Linked DNA regions of Homo sapiens: region 2 is linked to region 1. Evidence: read pairs that join two places in POLR2A ChIA-PET (ENCODE). Cell type or tissue: Panc1. All regions are shown on one strand. Each heading gives the region's core, and the rest is flanking DNA. Links, peaks and the distances in the headings are about the cores only. Region 1 has its middle 43 kb from the start of TWIST1. Region 2 overlaps HDAC9 (histone deacetylase 9).

Evidence for each region. Peaks named below come from ENCODE experiments on the same cell type or tissue, not always from the same donor. Only the 100,000 strongest peaks of a DNase experiment are listed, where the experiment ranks them.
Region 2: POLR2A ChIA-PET joins it to region 1 with 21 read pairs; 3 of 35 experiments call an interaction of 5 or more read pairs at or near these places.

What each region holds. Positions count from the first base shown.
Region 1 is chr7:19,070,418-19,079,060 of GRCh38, forward strand. No RefSeq gene overlaps it. Among named protein-coding and RNA genes, the nearest start is that of TWIST1, 43 kb to the right of the region's middle. In Panc1, for the core only: no CTCF peak of the experiment used is centred there; no DNase peak of the experiment used is centred there; H3K27ac peaks cover 39 bases.
Region 2 is chr7:18,973,322-18,981,964 of GRCh38, forward strand. It overlaps HDAC9 (histone deacetylase 9), which reads left to right. Exons shown (of 26, transcript NM_178425.4): 25 at 2,485-2,632. Among named protein-coding and RNA genes, the nearest start is that of HDAC9-AS1, 76 kb to the left of the region's middle. In Panc1, for the core only: no CTCF peak of the experiment used is centred there; a DNase peak (open chromatin) is centred at 5,003; H3K27ac peaks cover 4,774 bases.

The DNA of each region.
Region 1 (8,643 bases), core at 43-8,042:
AATGTCAGTGGAGGCCAAGTGAAAAACCTGGACTTTCACTGTAATTTGGCAGTAATGATGTGGCACCTTCCTGCACTCAATGGAGTGGGGTCAGAAGAAGCTTGTTGAAATGGAAGATTAGATAAGATCCAAAATTCTGTAACATAATACACAAAATATCCAGGTATCAATGAAAAACTCACTTGTCATGAAAAGAATCCGGGACAGCTCAAACTGATGAGAAAAGACAATCAGGAGATGTCAACAACAAGATGATAGTTGTTGGAATTATCTGACCAGAATTTTATAGCTGCCATCATAAAAATACTTCTATGAGCAATTACAAATACACTTGGAACAAATGCAATTTAGGAAGTCTCAAAGAAGAAATAGAAGATATGAAAAGGAACCAAAGAGATGTCTTAGAACTAAAGATTATAATAACTGAAATTTAAAAACTCAATGGATGGGACTCTGAATTTATCTCCAATATGCAAAGAGATTGGATGTCGTTATTTTCATCCTTAAAACAAGAAACAATAAACTGAATGAAACAAAAGTCAATGACTTTTTTGGGCCCACTGGAAAGGTAAGTTCTAAGAGCAAATGAGCACAATGAATCTGGAGACAAGAGAATTTAGAAGTTCACTGCTGAGATCTATGCATTGGAAGCCAAAGCCGTTGGAGCCATAAATGGGTAGGAAAAATTAAATTACAATTTTGATAAATTGTTGGAGGCTGAATTTGGACTAATGTGAGAGTAGGAATCCATTAGGGGCTGCAGTCTTAGAGGGTCTCTGCATTTCTGTATGTTTGTCCCCAGGAACCCCATCAAATTCTTATGGTGAAGAGTAGAGAAAGGTACCCTTGTGGCTCTGGCAGGGTAAAGGAAGAGTTATCATTTTGAAATGCACTTAGAATGTTCTCCATAACAAAGGCCTACTCTCCCTACTCTCTTCTATCAATTGTCTCCCCACTCCTTTCTATCAATTACTGGAATCTTAACTATAATCATGGATTTGTTTACTCCTCTTTTCAGTTTTGTCAATACTTGAAGCAGCCATGTTGAAGCTGTTACTGGGTGCAAACATATTTTAAATTTTTATGCCTTCTTGATGGATTGGCTTTTTTATTATTATGAAATAATCCCTATTTATCCCCAATATTTCTTGTTATTAAGTCTACTTTGTAAGATATTAATATAATCATTTCAGAGTTATCATGTAACATGTTTGCATGGTATAGCTTTCCCATCCTTTTACTTTTAACATGAAAGACTTTACCAGAGCATTATCCCACTGAGTGAATGACATTTCTCCCACCCTAGGCCCCTTTAGACTTCCTGTTTCACCTAAGGGGATGGGGGAAAATAGCTAAGAAACACTTGTGAAGTCATAGCTCCGGAACACAGACACACTAAATGATTAATATTTAATCGTAAGACTTCCCCTCTTCCCACTAGACTTTACCACCACACAAGAGGGCTCTGTTTTCCAGATAGTCTGCTATGGATGAACAAGCTGCAAGGCACAGGCTCTCTGTGGGGAGGAGTCCTCAGGGAAGTCCAAAGTCAACAGGGAAGACACTAGAGGAATTCGAATGCTCTGTCATCTACATCTACAGTTAACATAAAACTCTACATTAAAGGCCTATTATTAGATACAACATGTCCGGCTTTTAACAAATGTAATTACAAAGCATGTTAAACAACTAAAGACTAAAAAGCTAAAAATCCACAGTATGAAGAAACAAAGCAAGCATCAGAATGCAACCCAGATATGGCACAGATTTTGTATTAATCGAGGTTTAAAAATAACTCTAATACGTAAGGTCTCTAATGGGAAATTAGATAGCATTCAATGACTTATGGGTAATGCCACTAAAGAGAAGGAAACTCTAAGAAAGAACAAGAAATGCTAGAAATTAGAAACATCATATGCCTTTTAGTTCATTGATGTTTATATTGTTAATATTTGTCTTATTTCTATTTTCTTTCTTCTACTTAATTTGGGTTTAGTTTACTTTTCTTTATCTATTTTGTTTAGAAGAAGCCTTGATCATGTATTTTAGAACTTGTTTCTTTACTAAAATAAGCATTTAAATCTTAAGTTTCCCTGTAAGCAATGCTTTAGTGACATCTCACAAATTTTAATATGTTGTGTTTTCATGTCTATTTAATTTGTAATATTTTCTAATTTGTGACTTCTTTAACTGTGGTTATTTAGAAGAGGGTTATTTAATTTTTAAATATTTGAATATTTATACAGTAACTATTGGCTATCCATTTTCAATTTAATTTCATTGTGATCAGAGTTAAGCACAGATAATCTGTATAATTTCAATTCTTTTACATTTTTGAGACTATGGCCAAGAGTTATGTATATATTTGTGAATGTTCCATGTGCTCTTGTAAAGAATGTATATATTCTGCTTACTATATGTTATAATCACCAATTAGTTCAAGTTAGTTGATACTATTTTCAAGTCTTTTGTATCCTTACTGATTTGCTGGGTACATTTTCTATCAGTTACTGGAATCTTAACTATAATTGTGGAACTGTTTATTCCTCTTTTCAGTTCTGTCAATACTTGAAGCAGCCATGTTGAAGCTGTGTTACTGGGTGCAAACATATTTTAAATTTTTATGTCTTCTTGATGGATTGGCTTTTTATTATTATTAAATAATCTCTATTTATCCCCGATATTTCTTGTTAAGTCTACTTTGTAAGATATTAATATAATCATTTCAGAGTTATCATATAACATGTTTGCATGGTATATCTTTCCCATCCTTTTACTTTTAACATTTGTACGATGTATATACAATAAAACATATATTTATATATTATGATTTCATATATTGTAAAATCTTTTAATAGATTGCATATATTTGGGCCTGTATATATAAAATATTCCATAATCTCTGCCTCTTAACTAGAACGTTTAGATTATATTTAATTAATGCAAGCACTGACATGATGGAGTTTGTCTCATTTTTTCTATTTTTCTCATCTTTGATTTATCCATTTTTCTCATCTTCGATTTATCCATTTTTCTCATCTTCTATTTATGCATTCTAATTACAGCCTCAGAATGCCTGCCACAGCTGGCACCTAATGTGTCTGGAGCTTGCTCTGCCCTGCCTAACAGAGATGCCTATATACACCATTGGGGGAACCTGAGAATAGGTTCTTGCCTACCTGGGACCACCCTCTCCTAGTTCTTGGGCTCACTATCTGGAGGCCTGGGGATTGCCCACCTCATCAGTCACCCCAGTGGCACATGCGCACCACCAGAAGGCCTAACAACAGGTCCAGAAAACCTGCTGCTGTTGTCCAAGCATGCCATCTGGAGGCCTGGAGATTACTCTGCCCCATCCACCACCACTGGAATATGGGCAGTTCTCCTGGGGGTCTGAGGATCAACCTGAGCAGCATGCCACAACCAACACTGCTGATATCCATATACGCATGCTACATGGAGGCCTGGGGACTGGCCCACTTGTGTCACACTGCCACCACTAACATGAGCAAGTACCGCCTGGAAGCCCAAGGAACGTCCAGCCACCGCTACTACGATCACCCATAACATACATGCTGCTCAGGGGCTCAAGAACTCACCCTCATGCCTGACCCACCACTGTCACTACAGGCACCCACATAAGCCATCTGGAGCCCCAAGAATAGGCTTGCTTGAACCCACTAACCAGAAGGTGAAGAGAAATGTACTGGCAGAGAAAACCTATTTAACAAAATAATACCCAAAAACTTCCCAAATCTAGCAAGAGGTTTAAACATTCAGATATGAGAAGCTCAGATAAACCCAAAGGGATACAACCCAGAAAGGTCTTCTCCTAGGCACATTACAGTTTAACTGTCAAAAGTCAAAGACCAAGAGAAATTTCTTAAAAAAAAAAAAAGTAAGAGATAAATACCTAGTCACATATAAAGAAACTCCCATTAGAGTAAAAGTGAATTTCTCAGGAGAAACCTTACAGGCCAGGAGATAATATGATGATATATTCAAAGTGCTAAAAGGAAACAACTGTCATTCCAGAATACTATACTCAGCAAAGTTATACTTCATAAAGATGGAGGAATAAAAACTTTCTCAGGTAAGTAAAAACAGAAGAAATTCATCACCACTAAACTAGACCTACATGAAATGCTTAAGGGAATTCTACACCTGGAAGTGAAAGGACTATATCTGCCATCATGAAAATGTGTGAAAGTATGAAACTAACTGGTAGAGTAAACACACAAATGAGAACAAGAAAGGACACAAATGTCCCCACTACAAAAAAAAAAAAAAAAAAAGAAATCAAACAATAAGACAGAAAGAAAAGAAAATGAAATATACAAAAAAAAAACACCAGAAAACAATTAATAAAATGGCAGGAATAAGTCCTCTCATATAAATAATGAGCTTGAATGTCAACAGATTAAATTTTTCACCTAAAAGATATAAACTGTCTAAATGAATAAGAAAACATGGCCCTATTGTATGCCCCCAAGAAGAAACTCACTTCACCTGCAAAGACACATATAGGAGGAAAGTAAAGGAATAAAAAAAAAAAATACATGCAAATGGAAATAAAGCTCACAGGAGTAGCTATACTTATATCTTCAAAAAGTAACTTTAAGTCAAAAATAGTAAAAAGAGACCAAACAGGTCATTATATAATGATAAAGGCATCAATTCAACAAAAGGATATAACAATTCTAAACATATATGCACCCAGCATCAGAACACCCAGATATATAAAGCAGACATTATTAGGTGTAAAGGGAGATATAAACCCAATACGGTGATAGTTGAGAATTTTGACACCCCACTCTCAGCAATAGTTAGGCTATCTATATGAAAATGAGCAAAGAAAGACTGAATTTAATTTGCAGTTTAGACCAGTGGGCCTAATAGACATTTTCAGAACGTTTTATACAACAACTTCAGAATACATATTTTTCTCATCAGCACATGGAATATTCTCTAGGATAAATGATATATTAGGCCACAAAACAAGTCTCAACAAATTTTTAAAAATCAAAATCATATCTAGTATCTTTCCAGACCACAATAGAATAAAACCAGAAATCAATAACAATAAAACACTGGAAACTGTACAAATATATGGAAATTAAACAATATGCTCTTGAATGACCATTGAGTCAGTGAGGAAATTAAGAATGAAAAAAAAATGTCTTTGAAACAAATGAAAAAGGAAACATAGCATACCAAAACCTGTGGAATACAGCAAAAGCAGTGCTAAGAGGGAGGTTTACAACAATAAACACCTATAACAAAAAAGTAGAAAGACTTCAAATAAATAACCTAAAGATGCACCTCAAGGAAATAGGAAAGCAAGAGGAAACAAAACCCAAAATTATTAAAAGAAATAATAAAGATCAGAGCAAAACCAAACAAAGACCAAAAACAAATACAAAGGATCGACAAAACAAAAAGTTGATTTTTTGAAAAGATAAATAAAATTGACAAACTGCTAGCTAGACTAACCAAGACAAAAAGAGAACACTCAGATGAAATCAGAAAAGAAAAAGGAGACATTACAACTGACACCACAGAAATACAAAAAATCATCAGAGACTACTGTGAACAACTATATGCTAATAAGCTGGAAAACCTAGAGAAAATGAATAAATTCCTGGACACATACATCCTACCATATTGAACCATAAAGAAACAGAAAACCTGTACAGGCCAATAATGAGTAATAATATTGAAATAGTAGAAAAAGTCTACCAAAAAAGAAAAGTCCAAGTTTTACCAAACTTATAAAGAAGAACTAACACCAATTTTTCTTAAAGTATTCCAAAAAATTGAAGAGAATGGAATTCTTCCTAACTCATCCTACAAAACTGGTATTACTTTGAAACCAAAACCAGGCAAGGTCACAACAACAAAAAAAACTACAGGCCAATATCCCTGATGAACACATACGTAAAAATCCTCAGTAAGTACTAGCAAGCCAAATTCAATACAAATCAGAAAAACCCAGAACACCATGATCAAGTGAGATTTATCTCAGGGATGCAAGGATGGCTCAACATGTGCAAATCAATTAATGTGATACATCATATCAATAGAATGAAGGACAAAAACCATATGATTGTCTCAATAGATACAGAAAAAGCATTTGATAAAATTCAACATTCCTTCATGATAAAAATGCTCAACAAACTAGCCAGAGAAGAAACATACCTCAACCTAAAAAAAGGCCGTATGTGTCAAACCCATAGCTAACATCATAACGAATGGGGAAAATCTGAAAGCTTTTACTCTAAGAAGTAGAATTAGACAAGGATGCCCACTTTCACCACTTCTATTCAACCTTGTACTGAAAGTCCTAGCCACAGTACTCAGGTAACAGAAAAAAATAAAAGGCACTCAAATTAGAAAAGAGGAAATCACATAGATCCTCTTTTCAGATAACCTTATTGTATATTGAGAAAAACCTCAAGACTCCATCAAAAATCAGACAGATAACTCAGTAGTTATAGGATACAAAATCAACATGCAAATATCAGTAATGTTTATAAACACTAATAATGAACTAGCTGAAAAAGAAATCAAGAAAGCAATCCCATTTACAATTGCTAGCAGAAAAAAAAAACTAGGAATAAGTTTAACCACGTACATGAAAACCTTCAGAAAAAAAAATTACAAAACACTGATGAAAGAAACTGGAGAGAACATAAACAAATGAAAAGACATCCTATGCTCTTGGATTGCAAAAACTAATATTGTTAAAATGATAATAATACCCAAAGCAATCTACAGATTCATTGCCAGCTCTATCAAAATACCAATAGTACTTTTCACAGAAAGAGAAAAAACAATCCTAAAATATGTATGGAACCAGAGAAGAGTCTAAATGGCCAAAGTGATCCTGAACAAAATGAACAAAGACAAAAGCACCACACTACCGGACTTTAACATATATTACAATGTTAGAGTCAACAAAACATCACAATATTTGTGCCAAAACAGACACATAGGTCAATGGAAAAGAATAGAGACCCAGAAAGAAACTCATGTATTTACAGCCATATGACTTTTGATAAAGGAGCCAAGAATATACACTAGGGAAAAGATACCCTCTTCAGTAAACGGTGCTGGGAAAATTAGATACCCATATGCAGAAGAATGAAACTAAACACCTATCTCTCACCATATACATAAATCAACTCAAATTGGATTAAATACTTAAACATAAGGCCTGAAAATATAAAACTATTGGAAGAAAATAAAGGGGAAGCATGCCAGGCCATTGGTCTAGGAAAATATTTTATGGCTAACACCGTAGAAGCACAGGCAACAAAACCAAAAATAGACAAATGGGATTATATTAAACTAAAAAGCTTCTGCACAGCAAAAGAACTAATCAAGAATAAAAAGACAACCAATGGAATAGAGAAAATACTTGCAAAATAGTCATCTGACAAGGGAGTAATATCTAGAATATACAAAAACTCAATTCAACAGCATATAAAACAAACTAACAAAAAACACCAAACAATCCCATTAAAAAGTGGGCAAAGGATCTAAATAGACATCTCTCAAAAACAAAACAAAACAAAAAAAACAAAACACGTGGCTGACAGTGTATTGAGCATTCAAAAGAATCACCAAGGAAATACAAATCAAATCACAATGAAATATTGTCTTACCCCAGTTAAAATGGCTATTACTAAAAAAATAACAAATGCTGGCAAGGATGCAGAGGAAAAAAAACTCTCATACGCCATTAGTGGAAATGTAAATTAGTATAGCCATTATGGAAAACAATATGAAGACTTCTCATAAAACTAAAATCAGAACTACCATACAATCCAGCCATCCTACTACTGGGTATTTATCCAAGGAAAGGAAATTAGTATATCTAAGGGATACAAACAGCTCCATGTTTATTGCAGCACTGTTCACAATAGCCAAGATACAAAATCAACCCAAGTATTCATAAATAGGTGATTGGATAAAGACAATGTGGTATATTTATGCAATGGAATATTATTTGGCTATTAAAAAAGAATAAAATTCTGTCATTTGTAGCAGCATGGGATGGAATTGGAGGTCAATGTGCTAAGTGAAATTAGACACAGAAAGGCAAATATGTGGAAGCTAAAACAGTTGATCTCATGGAGGTAGAGGGTAGAATAATAGTTATCAGAGGCTGTGGGTGTGTAGGGAGAGGGGGAATGAAGAGAGGTTGGTTAATGGGTACAAAATTACCGTTAGCTAGAAGGAATAAGTTCTAAGGTTTGATACTATAGCAAGCGATTATAGTTAACAACAATGTATTGTTCACTTCAAAATAGCTAGAAGTAAGGACTTGAAATGTTTTCAACACAGAAATGATACATGCTAATGGTGATGGATATTCTAAATACCCTGACTTCATCATCACACATATCTGCATGCAACAAAATATCACATATACCCCTTAAATATGCATAAATAGTATGTACCAATACAAATAAATCATATTAGAGCAGGTCTAGAGTATCCTTTATTCTACATTTAGCTTAGTTTTACTATTAACACATTGTATTTTATTACTTAATATTGAATGCCCCAGATGTTCAACAATTCTTCCCTCTGACTAGTTGGAACACAAATATCTGCCATTTGCAGGTGAGCTCTAAG
Region 2 (8,643 bases), core at 312-8,311, 97 kb before region 1:
ACAAGAAAAGGATGTCATAAGGCATCACTAGCTTTGTAAATGTCATCTGCTAAAATAACGTTTAATAATAATATTTTATGTAACTCATTACAATATATGTACTTATAGATGGTATATGGAATTTTCAACTTGGGTAATACTACAATAACATTAACTTGAAAGTAAGTTTAATAGTAGCGGACACCCATGTCAACAGGTCTTGTTGACATGGAAAGTGGGTGGTGAGACTGAATTTCCTCCCCTAATGTGACATCTGTTCCTTCGTGAAACAGTAAGATAAAGAAAGGCCAATCATGAAATATTAGAGCTGGATAGTATTTGGCATTGTGATCTAGCGAAACTAGGCCCTGGGAATGGAACTGTCAATTCAGAAATAACTTTCAAAGTTGAGAGATGTAGGGTAGGCCAAAGATACATTTTCAACCTCCCAAATCTCTCTTAGTGTCTTCTCGTTTCGATTCTGTTACTTCGTTTTGGATTAGACATCATGGTTTCCCACTTGGACTTTTGCCAAGATGTGAAATTGGTCTTCCTGCCCCCACTGTTATCACCTTCCAATCCATCACCCATAATCTCTCCAAAGGGATCTTTTAAAAACATAAGCCTGATTCTATACCTTGTCTGCCTAAAATGCCCCCTGATCATCCTCAGGTTGAAGTCCAGGATCATCAGAGTGTCATTCAAGAGTGTGTATTAATTAGCCCTTGCCTACCATAGCAGTCTCATCCATCCCACTCCAGACTCTTCCTATGTTCTAGTCATTCCCAGCAGTTGACGGTCACCCAGTAAAACACAGAGACTCCAGTCTCTGTATATTTGTATGTGCTGTTTCCCCTTCCAGGGATATCCCATGACCTCACTCTGCTGAAGATCAAGAAAAGATTTGGAAAGGCAATCAAGACATCAGGATGATCAACTATTAGGTTTTTAGGAGCACATTTGCACTCTAATTTCTAATGATCTTTCAAATACTCAGTCAAGTGTTATTTTTCCTGGCAAGTCTTCCCATACTTTTCCATCATCTTAAATACGTGTTCTACTTATTCCCGTTCAAGGTCACTGTGGGCATTTTACACACAGAATTGTAATTCTTAACTAACAGGGCTGTCTCAACTGGACCATGCATTTCTTGGTGTTAGGGAAGCATCTTTGTGTCCTCGACATGTGGAAAAGCCTTAGCTTCTACAAAATGTTAGTTTTTGGATTCATTGACAGAATTGTTATTGTTTGGTTCAAATTAAAAACTTTATGATTCTCAGACTTTGGTCAGAATAAGGGATCACAGCAAGTTAAATAGTAATGGACACCTATGTCAGATGGTCTTGTTGGCATGGGGAACAGATGGGGAGACTTAGTATCCTCTCCTAATGTGACATCTGTTCCTCTATGAAACAGTAAGAAATAAAGGCCACTCATAAAATGTTAGAGCTGCAAGAGACTTGAGGCATCTCCCTATTTCAGAGACAGAAATAAAGTCCTGAAAAGCCTCACTAATGTCATTGGGATGGCAGTGCTGGGTCCAGAACCCTGTTATCTTACTGCCCAATCCAGCGTTCATCCATTTGCCTTTTCCACTCAAACAAGGCTTTTTCTTCCAAGAAGTAAGCAAACACTGCATACCAAAGTTCTTGCCAACTAGTCAGGCTGCAGAGATAGTACTAACCTGGTGAGTCATGTCAGCACCTAGGGAGATTCTCCTGCTTTGATTTGGGGCTACTCATCATTTCACAAAAAAATAGCCTAAGGGCTGCAAGAAAGCCATTAACTATGCTCTTTCATATTTATCCCATTGGCATGTTCTCATGAAATGACCTTCTATTTTCCTCTCTTTCTCCTTTCCTGCCTCAAAAAAAGAAACATCAGTATGACATATGGATGGGCTCCAACATCAGCCAGTATATATATTAAAGTTTTAAGTCAATTATTGTTCTAGTACACACCCTGAGGTTGAGAAAGAAAGAACATCCAGGACTAACAAACCTGATTGTTCTGGCAAAGTTGCCATTCAATTCATGCTGGCATTTCTGGGCTTTTCTTTTTCTTTAATATTCCAACTTCATTTTCTTAAAGTTAATGATTCAAGTAGCAATGTTTAACAGTACGATTCCATTCATGTTCTCTGTAAGAGTGCTGCCTCCTGGTCTCTTGTGGGTTTCCCAGGGAGCGTGAAGCCCGGAGTTTGCTTACTTAGTTGCAGAGACAGCTGTCAGTCTGAGGGTGAGTTCAGTAGGCCATGGATTATTCCTCACTTTATTGCTGTGTAAGCAAGAGGGAGACTCAGCTTGGGAATATGGGCACTTCACAACTTGGCATTCTTATATTGAGAAAAAGACCCAATCATAACAGTTAAGAAACCAAATTACAACTGTGTATAACATGGGGAATTTTAACTTAACAACTGCTCTGAGTTGGACGTATGTGAGTATTCTGATTATTACTGCTGTAATTACAATTCTTATGAAGTATGATGGATGTTTTTCCTAGGCAAGTATTGGAAGTCAGTAAGGATGGTGGCTGTGCCAAGGGGCTGTGCTCTGGCTGGTGCTCAGTTGCAAGAGGAGACAGAGACCGTTTCTGCCCTGGCCTCCCTAACAGTGGATGTGGAACAGCCCTTTGCTCAGGAAGACAGCAGGTATGAATCCAACGTGCGGGAATAATCCGGGTCAGTCATATCCAGGCTCATCGTTGATATTTGTGAATCTTCCTCCTGGCTTTCCTTCACCTGTCTCCTCCACTTCCACCACCTGTCCTCTCCAAAGCCACAGATGCCACAGCACATGCTTTAGGCTATCGAGAATTCATTGCTTCATTCTTCATGTGAAATGCAGAGCTGGAGCATGTGGTTGCAGTTCACAGAGAAATAGAGGGGATGAGATAAATGGTGAGAAAAATCACGCCTTATCAGATAATTGAGTGCAGATCGTTATGGAAAGAGCTGCTTGTGGGCTTAACTCCTTTTCCTAGTTATCTCTGTTTTTCCAGATGTTCTTTTTCTTTCTCTAATCATTTTGAAATTGCTGATATAACAAAGAGAAAGAGGAGAGTAGAAGATGGAAATAATGCTAGACCGTTGGATAGCCAAAATACATACACACTCCTTACGTGGCTGTCCTTGAGGTCCAACAACTGGATAAAGGGGGAAGTTGCCTGCAAAGGAGACAAGAGACTGTGTGTAAAGGACTGTGTGAACTTGGGGCTGATTTTATTTCATTTTGGGATAGGACAGAATTGGTTTTAATGTATCTTCTTATGAATATAGATTTCTGGAGAAAAAATACAGTGAAACTAAGATTTGATTCACTTGTTCTCTTTTTAAGGAATGTTTGTCAGTTTGTGCATTTGGTGTTCATCATTCAGTTCTACAGAAAATGGTACATTCAGAATTTCTTTGAAGTCTACCAAAGCCACCATAAATGTACATAAATATTGGTGATTTCTATGGCTGACTTCAAGGTCACATTTCCTCAATTTAAAAATAAATCAGGTGAGGCTTTACTAAAGCTCTGCCAGCTTGCACTCTTAAATTGCTCCTGAGAAGGAAATCAGACTCCCTCCGTCAATAACATCACCATTAATTACGCAGATCCTGCTACTAGTGCACAGGTTGGCAATTTTCCCAAGAATGCACAAATACGAACAGTTCTACTTTCTTGCTTTTACTGGATACTCAGAGTTTAATGGATTTAACATCTTGTTTTGGCCAAGAACAGGAGATAAAATGAATAAGAGATTTTATTTTTATGCAATTATTTTCTCTTACCATAACCACTTAAACAGCAGATTAGCAATAAGGGGGAAAAGTTGTATATTACTCTATTGAAAGATAACTTTATATGAATATCTAGAGCATAAGGGAAAACTTACTTTACATCTTTGATAATAAGAACTAACCCCCTGCCGTTCCCAGCTAAGAACTGAACCAAGTTCATAATCCAAAGGTGTTGCAATTATTCCGAAGGCCAAAAACAGTTAGTTGTCTGTCATCTGAGAGCCATAAAACTGAGGAAACTAACATCTGTTAGTGTTGGATATAAAAGGAGCATAGCTATTCTTTAGAATTTAATATAGAAAAACGAAGCTAAATTCCAACCTGAGTGAAATGAATTGTAAATATTTTTGCCTGTTAAATTGCAGAGCTTAGAATAATTAACAATAATAAGTGATGTTATGAGCCTCAAGTAATATAAAAATCTCAGCAGTTTGGCAGGAATTGGCCCTGTAGGCAAAGTTGTTTATCCTCAGGTAAATAGTGTGCTTGACTCATGGTAGTCTATAGAGATTTAACCTTGGCTTCAGTCCACAGTGATTTTTATTTTAAGCTTCATCTGATGGCAGAGAGAGAATGTGAATGTTCTGATGTGCAGGAAAGCAGAGTCAAAGAGTGTAGCCTGGTTTCATGTTCATTTATCACTTTTAGACAGATTATATCTATTGTGATTGATTTTTCTTGTGGGAAGAAAAATAGTTTTGCTTGAAATATTTCTGATGGCTTTGAACTGAACTCCCTTTTTCAGCAGAGGAAAAGAAGAATTCTTCTAGAACTGGCTCTTGCATTTCAATTGAACCATGCATGAATTTCCTCAGAGACAGACAGACAGACACACACACACACACACACACACACACACACACACACACAGAAAGAGAGAGAGAGAATGCTCTGAAAAGCCACAGAGCATTTACTCTTTTCAGGGGAATACTATCAGTATTGTCCCCCTACTCAAACAGGAAAGATGGCTTTCAAAATGAGATAAAGTGGCGGAAACGTTTCTGGGCTTTTCTTATGAATGCAATATTATAAGCACACAGGAAATTGAAAAATTAGAAAAATCAGAGAGCTAAATGGATGGAAAAGAGTGAAGGCAAGATTCCTTTTATAGGAAATTCTTGCCAGTTATTTTGGAGAACATATTGGTGTTTGGAGTGAGATGACTCATTTCATACTAAGATTTTGGGTAAAGCAGCTCTTTTCCTGGCCAACTCATATCTGACTCATTTACCACTAGTGAATAAGGGATAAAATGCTCCTGGCTAAGAACCATTGTAAGTATTTTTTGTTCGTTTTTCTTGGATGGGGGAGGGGATGACAACACAGTGCAGATAGTCATTTCGTTTTTATAACTACATTGATGGGCCTTGAAGAATAAATTACTAGGAAAAGGCTGATATGTGGGAATTCCTTTTGGGGATAGTTAATTTTCAAACATAACACATACTTTTCTGGGGGCAAAAGACTTGATCAAAAAAATGATTGATGGGTCAACAAAACAAAACAACACAAAAAATCTTGAAGGGATCCAAGTTATATAGTCAAAGAAAATTAAATATATACGTCTGGTCACATATAGCATACTACTTAGAAGCAAGAAGTTTTCTTATTGTTTGCTAGGAATGTGTACCTTTAAACAATTGTAGTTTGCATTTGTTGACTATCTGTTTCAAAATGCTTCTACTTTGGAAAGGTCAGTACAGTACTCAGGTTTACTCTTGGATATCAGTTCAGGCTCTGCTGAAGATCAAGAAAAGATTTGGAAAGGCAATCAAGACTTCAAGATGATCAACTGTTAGGTTTTTAGGAGCACATTTGCACTCTAGAATGCCTAACTTGGTGACTTTGTGTGTGTGTGTTTTTTTTTTAACTAACACAAAAACCAAACAAACTTGAAAGTTAGATTTGCAGTTGTCATTTTGACCTGTAAATCGTGTTACATTTTTTTTTAACAAAATCCAGAATAGTTGTCTCTTTAATCATTTAACTTTCAACTTTTGGCAACCTTTCTCATGAACGTGATGGTTTCATGTCATTAGATAATACAGAAACATGAGAAAACATATTATTCAAAGTCTGACCACTTTGTTTTTTGGGTAACTATCTAGTTTGTGAATATAACAGTGTAATAATCAGCTAAATCCAAGTATCATCTACCTGAGCTTTGAATGGCTTATCAATAGTTCCAATGACATCAAAAACCCCATTTTCCTGAATCTTAAGATTTATATAGAAATATAGACCATTATTAAATATACATTCATATCTAATGTACTTAGAAACATGATTTTCCTCAAATAGCCCATCCCAATGGGATTGTGTCTCCAAAGGCTTCTAGAAGCTAAATGTTGCACAAATTATTCACCCCTCTTATTTTATTCTATGATACCATTATGTTAAGTACTTGTTTAGGTAACTAAGAACTTATTTAGACAACTTAGATAACTAAGTATGTGCGTTAGGCTGTTCTTGCATTGCTATTATATAAATAGCTGCGAATGGGTAATTTATAAAGAAAAGAGATTTAATTAGCTCACAGTTCCACAGGACTTTCAGGAAGCAAGTTCCTGGCATCTGCTTGGCTTCTCCAGAGGCCTCAGGAAGCTTAAAATCATGGAGGAAGGTGATTGGGGAGCGGGTACATCACATGGCAAAAGCAGAAGCAAACAAGAGAGAGAGTGGAGGGGAAGGTGCCACACACTTTTAAACAGCCAGATCCCATGTGAGCTCAGAGCAAGAGCTTACTTATCACCATGGAGATGGTGCAAGCCATTCATGAGGGATCTGCCTCCATGATCCAAACACCTCTCATGAGGCCCCACCTCCCACACTGGGGATTATATTTCAAAATGAGATTTGGGCAGGAACATTTATCCAAACTATATTAGCAGGCAAATTTTTCAATATAAATTTTGTTTTTAATTTTCATCCAGTGTCAACAAAGCCTTAGCTGAAAATTGAGGTGAGATTTGGAAGCTCCTGGTAAAAAGAAAAATCTGCCCCCTCTTCATTTATCTTTCCTCCTCTTCCCAGGGCCATCATTTTATCTCTATTTTCCCAACGTGTCTAACATGTGGTCTTGAGGTGCATGTGAAGTCTGACTTAGAACATTAGGGATGTTCTAATCCTCCAATGCCCAGTTATGTATTTTGGGGTTCAGTTCTGTATTATTTACAAAACAGTGTTTACTTTGAAAAAAGAAACAAAATTGAATAGAAACGTATATAAAATAAGATGCATAATTTAGCTTCCCATCTCATCTTTTTCTTCACTCCTTCAATCCTATCCTCTTACCACTACAGAGGAAGAGTAGAGCTTGCCTCTAGAGTCTCCACACTTCACAGTTGTTTGCTCAAGGGCAAGTTACTTAATCTCTCTGAGTTTAATTTTCCTCATCTTTAAAATGAGAGAAAAATTTCATAGAGTTGTGAGAATCAAATGAAACAACACATCACAAGAACTTAAAACAATACCTGGCATGTAGTAAATACTTGATAAAACTTGATAAAGGTTTATTATTTTTATTATTTTTCTATCACTTTTCTTCTTCCTCGATTTGTTACACTTTTTCTTGTTCTTCTTGTTCTTGTTCTTCTTGTTCTTCTTCCTTCTTCTTCCTTCTTCCTCTTCTTCTTCCTTCTTCTTCTTCTTCTTCCTTCTTCTTCTTCCTTCTTCTTCTTCTTCTTCCTCTTCTTCTTCTTCCTTCTTCCTTCTTCCTTCTCCTCCGTCTCCTTCTTCTTCTTTTTTTTTTGAGATGGAGTCTCACTCTGTCACCCAGGCTAGAATGCAGTGGTGTGATCTCAGCTCACTGCAACCTCCACCTCCCGGGTTCAAGCAATTCTCTTGCCTCAGCCTCTCGAGTATCTGGGACTACAGGCACGTGCCACCATGGCCAGCTAATTTTTTTTGTATTTTTAGTAGAGATGGGGTTTTACCGTGTTAGTCAGATGGTCTCAATCTCCTGACCTCATGATCAGCCCACTTCTGCCTCCCAAAGTGCTGGAATTACAGGTGTGAGCCACCGTGCCCGGCCTGTTTCTTCTTTTAATATATTGGCCATCATTCAGTAATCTATAATATAAGAATATAGAGCCTATACTTGGGCATCTATACCTTTAGCTGTTCATAGGTTAAATCAATCAGGACTATCCTCCAACCAGCAGAATGAGGAAGAAGAACATGTGAAAATATCAAGTTCATTCACTCTTTCAACACTTTCTGATTATTTCTAGGAGCCAGATAAAGTGTTAGGGGCCAGGATCACAAAGCTGCCTTGTACTCCTCAAAACGTTCACATACCTTTTTACAGCAGCAGTAGAATACTGCAAATTTAATGGCTTAAAACACACAAAGTTTGTCAGTCAGAAATCTAACTAACCCAGGTCTCACTGAGCTAAAAGCAATGTATTGGCAAGGCTGCCTTCATTTGTGGAGGCTCTGGGGAAAAATTGGTTTCCTTGCCTTTTCCATCTTCTGGAGGTTGCCTGCATTCCTTGGCTCATGACCCCTTCTTCCATCTTTAAAGCCAGCAACTTCACATCTATCTGACCTTTCTTCAGTCATCATATCTCTCTCTGCCTTCAGCTGAGAAAGGGTTTCTGCTATTAAGGGCTCATATAATTAGATTAGACTCACCAGGATAATTTAGGATTAATTTCTCCACCTTATCACCCCTAACTTTAATCACAACTACAAAATCACTTTTGCCATGTAAGGTAACATATTCACACGTTCCAAGGATTAGGAAGTGGATAGCTTTGGGGACTATTATTCTTCCTACCACAGAAACAAACATGAACAATCAACTATAATAAATGACAAGTCTTTGATAAGATTGAAATAGGGTCCTGCAAAATGAAAAAAAAAGCAAAACA